Linked DNA regions of Mus musculus: region 2 is linked to region 1. A link is a loop called in an ENCODE intact Hi-C map of the cell type or tissue named here. Cell type or tissue: gastrocnemius. All regions are shown on one strand. Each heading gives the region's core, and the rest is flanking DNA. Links, peaks and the distances in the headings are about the cores only. Region 1 has its middle 18 kb from the start of Prdm11. Region 2 overlaps Gm13791 (a long non-coding RNA gene).

Evidence for each region. Peaks named below come from ENCODE experiments on the same cell type or tissue, not always from the same donor. Only the 100,000 strongest peaks of a DNase experiment are listed, where the experiment ranks them.
Region 2: it touches region 1 in a loop (13-fold over the local background); 33 of 42 quality-filtered maps call a loop at or near these places.

Annotation. Positions count from the first base shown.
Region 1 is chr2:93,062,290-93,065,202 of GRCm38, forward strand. No RefSeq gene overlaps it. Among named protein-coding and RNA genes, the nearest start is that of Prdm11, 18 kb to the left of the region's middle. In gastrocnemius, for the core only: a CTCF peak has its summit at 1,246 (motif pointing left); a DNase peak (open chromatin) is centred at 1,221.
Region 2 is chr2:92,903,198-92,906,110 of GRCm38, forward strand. All of the region lies in intron 2 of Gm13791 (a long non-coding RNA gene), which reads right to left. Among named protein-coding and RNA genes, the nearest start is that of Syt13, 10 kb to the right of the region's middle. In gastrocnemius, for the core only: no CTCF peak of the experiment used is centred there; a DNase peak (open chromatin) is centred at 1,327.

The DNA.
Region 1 (2,913 bases), core at 275-2,774:
TCTACTGTTTTTGTTTGGTCATTCATTGAGAACTAGTTTCCTCTGAGTCTTTAAGCGCATGCGCACTATCTCCTGTAAGCGTGGTGCTGATTCTAAGGTCTTTGTCTCTCAACCTTGTTACTATGTTGTTATTCTCTCGGTCTTCTCTTCTGATGAAGTGTTGACATTTGTTATAGCAATCAGTGAGTTCAGCCTGACCCCAGCCCTGAGCTGTTTTCTCTTGATCGGTGGCCACCAAAATCTTTCTCTGTCTTTCCCTCTCCTGCTCTCGATACTCGATGCTCGCTTGCTAGCTGCCTCCGCCTCTCTGAGGTCAGCTGTGGATTTTGTAGTTTAGATTCTGTTTTCCTGGTTCCATCCCTTCTGCAATTTTCCCTCATGGTCTGTTTGCTCTCCGTGTTCTATGCTGTGTTCCTTGAGCCCCGCCCTGCCCAGGCCAGGGACCTGTGTCAGGGGAGACACCAGCGATGTGCTTCTTAAACAGCGCTGTTTCCTCAGTCCCCTGCTCAACACCACTCCAATTTTTGACTCTTTTGATACTTTCATTTTCTCTCTGATACATTCAAACAGTATAAAAATCTCGTTCAAAGTGTGCAGTTATTTATCAAGACGGGAGTTTAGGTCAGTTAAACCAACTTGCTGTCACTGGACCTGGAGCTAAATCATAATGCACCTGCAGCCATGGTTCATAGTCCTCTGCATCCTCACCCCTCAGGCTCCCTACACTCTCATTACTTTACTGACTACTGCGATTTTAAAAAATTCCTCAGGCGCCAGACCTAGAACTGCAGCTATCAGCTACTCAGGAGGCTGAAGGGCTAGGATCTCACATCCAAGACCTGTCTGAGCTGTAGAATGAGTTCAGAGCAATCCTGGGAGACTTAGTGAGAGCCTATGTCAAAATACAAAGCACTGGGTTGGCAAGATGATTCGATGGGGAAAGGTGCTTGGGACTAAGCCTCTGCGTTTGATCCCTGAAATCTACATGGCAGAGAGAATTGATTACTATAAATTGTTCTCTAATCTCCACACAAATTCAGTGGTATGCATACACACAGAGGCATAGATACACACTTGCATACACACACACACACACACACACACACACACACACACACACACAAATGAATGGATGGATGGATGGATGGATGGATGGATGGATGGATGGATGGATGGATGAATACGCAAACCGCTTGTTTGGATGCTTTGCTGCCCTCTGGTGGGCAAATGGAACACTATTACAACTATGGGGACAGCAGCCCCCAAGCCCAGGGTACCCAGTGTATATATACTTCAGGTGAGGAAGCTATGCCAGTGTCCAGCCCAGCATAGTCTATCCTCCTGGACACCATGACCAACAGACCAGGGGACATCTAGTCAGATGCCTAAGACCCAGCATATGTGTGGTGTGATGTGTGTGTGTGTGTGTGTGTGTGTGTGTATGTATGTATGTATGTATAGCTTTTAGGGTCTTTCTGCAGCCTGGTCTCTCTGAAGATGGGTAGAAGAAAATCCTCAACATTCTTCTTAGGACCCTGCATGATGACACATGTCTTCAAGACCAGCACTGGAGAGGGAGAGGCAGGCGGGTCTCTATGAGTTCAAGGTCAGCCTGGTCCACAAAGAGAGTTCCAGGTTATCCAGAACTACATACCAAATCCATGTCCTAACACTTTCCTCCTTTCCAGTTTCCAGGCAATCCCATTCGGGTCTGGGTTGGCATCCAGACTTAGAGACGTCTATTCTGCTAAGGCTGTGGGCACAGTTTTAACTCTGTAATACTGCCGCATTTCCAGTCTGATTCCACGAAACCTAATCTTTCTTGGAAACCGATTAAAACTGCCTCTCAGACTATGGTGAGAAGCCTTCATCGTCCTGAGTGTGGGCCCTGCTGCCAGCCTGCACTGTAGATGAAGCCATTGATGACCCCGTCTTTCTGGAGCAGCAGCGTAGTGGGTAATAGGGTCTCGAGGTGCTATTTTAAGGCTTGAATAAAGCAGCAAGACTTTGGACTAGAAAGCATCCAAAGCAGGACCTGGGTCTATTTTTGAGACAGAATCAAGACTTTAAAGGAACCTTACACTCCAGGCCGGTGGCCTGCAGTGAGAATGCTTATCTTCTCTCGGTGCTAACAAGTGCTTTGGGAGAAAGTGAGAGAGCATTGTGTGGAGAGTCTCCACTCACCACAGGCAGGCCCATGGCCTAGGGTGTTCAAAGACAGCCACTGTGGTGGACTTTCTATAACCAGACTCCTTCCTGCCCTGTGCAAGCACGCATATCATCTCATGGGTGGGGACTCACGGCAAGGGTGAAACCTCCTCAGATTCCAGCCCCAGGCCATAAGCCCAAGTCTGAATGAGAGGGCCATGGACTTGCAGAAAATGTGAATGGAGAAGAGCAGGAGGCGCACGCTGGCTCCTCCATCATCCTTTCATGGAGCAGTGGGTGTGAGCTCAAGAATTGACTGTTGAAAATGGAATCCCAGAGGCTCCTGAGAGCAGCAGAAAGAAAAGATCCTAGCCTGGTGCCCACAAACAGTGCTGGTTACACTTCCGGATCACAGTACCCGAGGTGCTGGATTGTGGAAGGTGAGAGGGTCCCACATAAGAGGTGGGGGTTACCAGGGCAGTGGGGAACACTTGCAGGGCACAGATGCAATGGAGAACACTCATAGGGTGATGAGGAACACTCAGTATTTAAGAGCAATGGGGAGCACTCACAGGCCGTGGAGTGGTGGGGAGCACTTGCAGGATATAGAGACAGTGGGGAGGCATACTACATATACCAGGGAAGTGGGAAGCACTCAGAATTCTGGTGCACCCTGACACATTCTAACATTTTAATGACTCAAAGAGCCACCCCAGCTGAAAATCTGCTGCATATCTGCCCCCATCAAGCAAGATTCAAACTCAA
Region 2 (2,913 bases), core at 261-2,760, 160 kb before region 1:
GCCAGAGTGGCACAGGGTCCTCAGGGCTGGATCATAGGCTGATTCACATGGTTGGTGGCAGTCACATGATTCCGAGGAAGCCATCAGAAAGCACTCGGACAGCAGCTGCCAGCGTGGAGAACCCACACACACACACCTGCGCTCCCCCCTCCGCCCCTCCCCCAGCTGCTGAAGCAAGATTCCCAGGAGGCCATTGGATTCTACATAATTGGAACCTCTCAGGAGGACATTTTATCAGCATAACGTGGAGTCCAGAGACAAGGAACGCTGGCAAAGCTCTGAGAGCATTCCCCCTGGGAGAGGCTAGCTGGTTGCTGCAGTAAACCCTCCCCCAACCCCGTATACCCCATGTCCCCATCTGTAAAATGCCTCCCTACCCCCGCCCCTGTAAAATGAGGGCACAAACTACCATCAGGAGCCTCATACATACTTCAGAGAACCGAGCCATTGGTGCTTCGGAGAGGTGGGTGGGAGGTGACGAGGCTAGCCCAAGCGACTCTGCCCTCACTCTCCTCCACCAAAGCAGCCTGTCCTTTGTTTTCTACTCCACCCATCACTGTGACTAGACTCCCTCCTGCACCCAGAAAGCACCTGATTCACATTCTACAATGCTGTTTTAAAGGACAGAAATCATTCCAAGGCCAGTGCGCATCACGTGACGCGCATTAGGCTGAACCTCCGTGTCCACTGCATAGCCGCCTCACCATTTTCAGACACTGAGCTTAGCCTTTAGGACGGTTAAGGCTTCCCAGCTGCTTTCCCTGTGGGACTCAGGTTCACTGGGGCCACTTCCTTCTAGACAAAAGCACGACGCTGATCTCAGCCTGCCTGACCGCTGAACAGACACAAACCAGGGAGATCCGTGGCCCCCTCCACAAGTGGGAAGCAGTAGGGAAACCTACAAAAGTCTGTTCAGAGTCCGTCAGGGAATCAGTTATCCTGGACAGGGATGGCACAGGGGCTGTCAGTGACAGTTGGTGTCATTTTAGAAGGATGTAGTATGCCTGGCTCTGTTCGGGGCTGAGAACACACCAATGAACAGCACAGACCCGTTTTTCCCTGTCTTCCTAAGGCCTTATTTCCAGAGAATACTCAGCAAGATAAACAAGACAGATAAGCAGTGCGCTGTGGAAGATTAAATAGTGTAAGCTCAAACGCTTGAAAAAAAATACAGGAAAGAGGACCAGGAGGTGATGGGGCAAGAGATGGGGAGGATGAAGCAGAGAGATGGTGATTTCAGATGTATCAGGTCCTTGAAGACTGCTTAGAGGACACTAGGCTTGCAGCAGATGCAGAGAGGGAACAATTCCTATGATGGCCTCTAGGGGGAAGCATTTCCTCATTCAAGAAACAACTTCTGTCTAAAACTATTTCTAAAATAGGGGCGTCTTTGACACAGAACCTGAAGAACCCCTGGGGAGAGAATACTGATCTCTGATCTGGCAAACATGGGTTCCCACACTATAGGATCCAGCTGTGACATGCTTAGGACCTATGCACTGTGTGCATCGCACTTCAAAAATCAGTCACAATGACACCCACGCCCTAAGCTTTTATTTTAATCTGAATCACCGTTGCATTGTTTTGCCCCCACCCCCTCTAGCAAGAGCTGCCATTCTCCTCAGATTTCTCAGATTTTACGTAATGGGATTAGTACCGACAGAAAGCTCCGACAGGTAGGAAGAAGCACTTAATGACTGTCAGCCTCACCTCCGGAGCACACCCACGGAGCCTCCTTTGTGGTTCCTGGTCTGTCCCCTGTTCTACAGTAAAGGGAGAACAAGCAGATTTGCCTGGAGTCTGAGGGCAGAGTCCTAGAATGCTGGAATTTTCACCAGCCTGTTGTTTTTGTTACTATTATTTGTGCACACGAGTACAGTTGCCCAAAGAGGTATACCTGAGCTGGGTCTATGCTCCCCTCCCACATATATAGCAGATATACAGCTATCTGTGGTGGGGGAGCCTAGGTCCAGCTCAGGTATTGGATCTTCTCAGATCTGGAGTTACAGGCAATTGTAAACTACTTGATATGGGTACTGGGAAACAGAACTCAGATCCTCCGGAAGAGCAGTAAGGGCTCTTACCTGTTGGAGTATCTCTCCGACTTTTATGAATAACTCACCCTAATTCATTAGCAACTCTAAAGGCACCAATGACCCAGTGGATCTGGGCAAAGCACCCATCTTGGGTTCCATCAAACAAATGCTCCAGACTTCTCGTTTGTTGGTTGACTTCTCAATTAATTAAAACATGTGGGGTTATGTTGTGTTGGGTTTTTTTTTTTTCATTAACTATTTTATTGATTCTCTTTACATCCTAATCACGGTCCCCCTCCTCCCAGTCCCTCCTCACTCAGTCCCCCTTCCCCTTCTCCTCTGAGAAGGGGAGGACCCCTTGGGTATCACCCCACCCTGGCACATCAAGTCACTGCAGGACTAGGCTCATCCTCTCACTGAGGCCAGACAAGGCAGCCAGTTATGGGAACCCGATCCACAGACCCTGTTGTCTAACAGATTTAGGGACAGTCCCTGCTCTAGAAGACCAAGTTGTATATCTGCTATATATGGAGGGGAGGGCTAGGTCCAGCTCAGGTATGCTTTTTGGTTGATAGTTCAGTCTCTGGGAGCCCCCAAATGTCCAGGTTAATTGACTCTGTTGATCTTTCCATGGAGTTCCTGTCCCCTCTGGGTCCCTCCATCCTTTCCCCAACTCTTCCACGAGACTCCCAGAGCTCCTTCTGATGTTTGGCTGTAGGTCTTTGCATTTGTTTCAGTCGGCTGCTGGGTGGAACCTCTCTGAGGACAGTTATTCTAGACTCCTGTCTGCAAGCATTACAGAGTATCATTAACAGTGAGTGTCAGGGGTTGCTTCTTGCCCATAGGATGGGTCTCAAGTTAGGCCAGTCATCAGCTG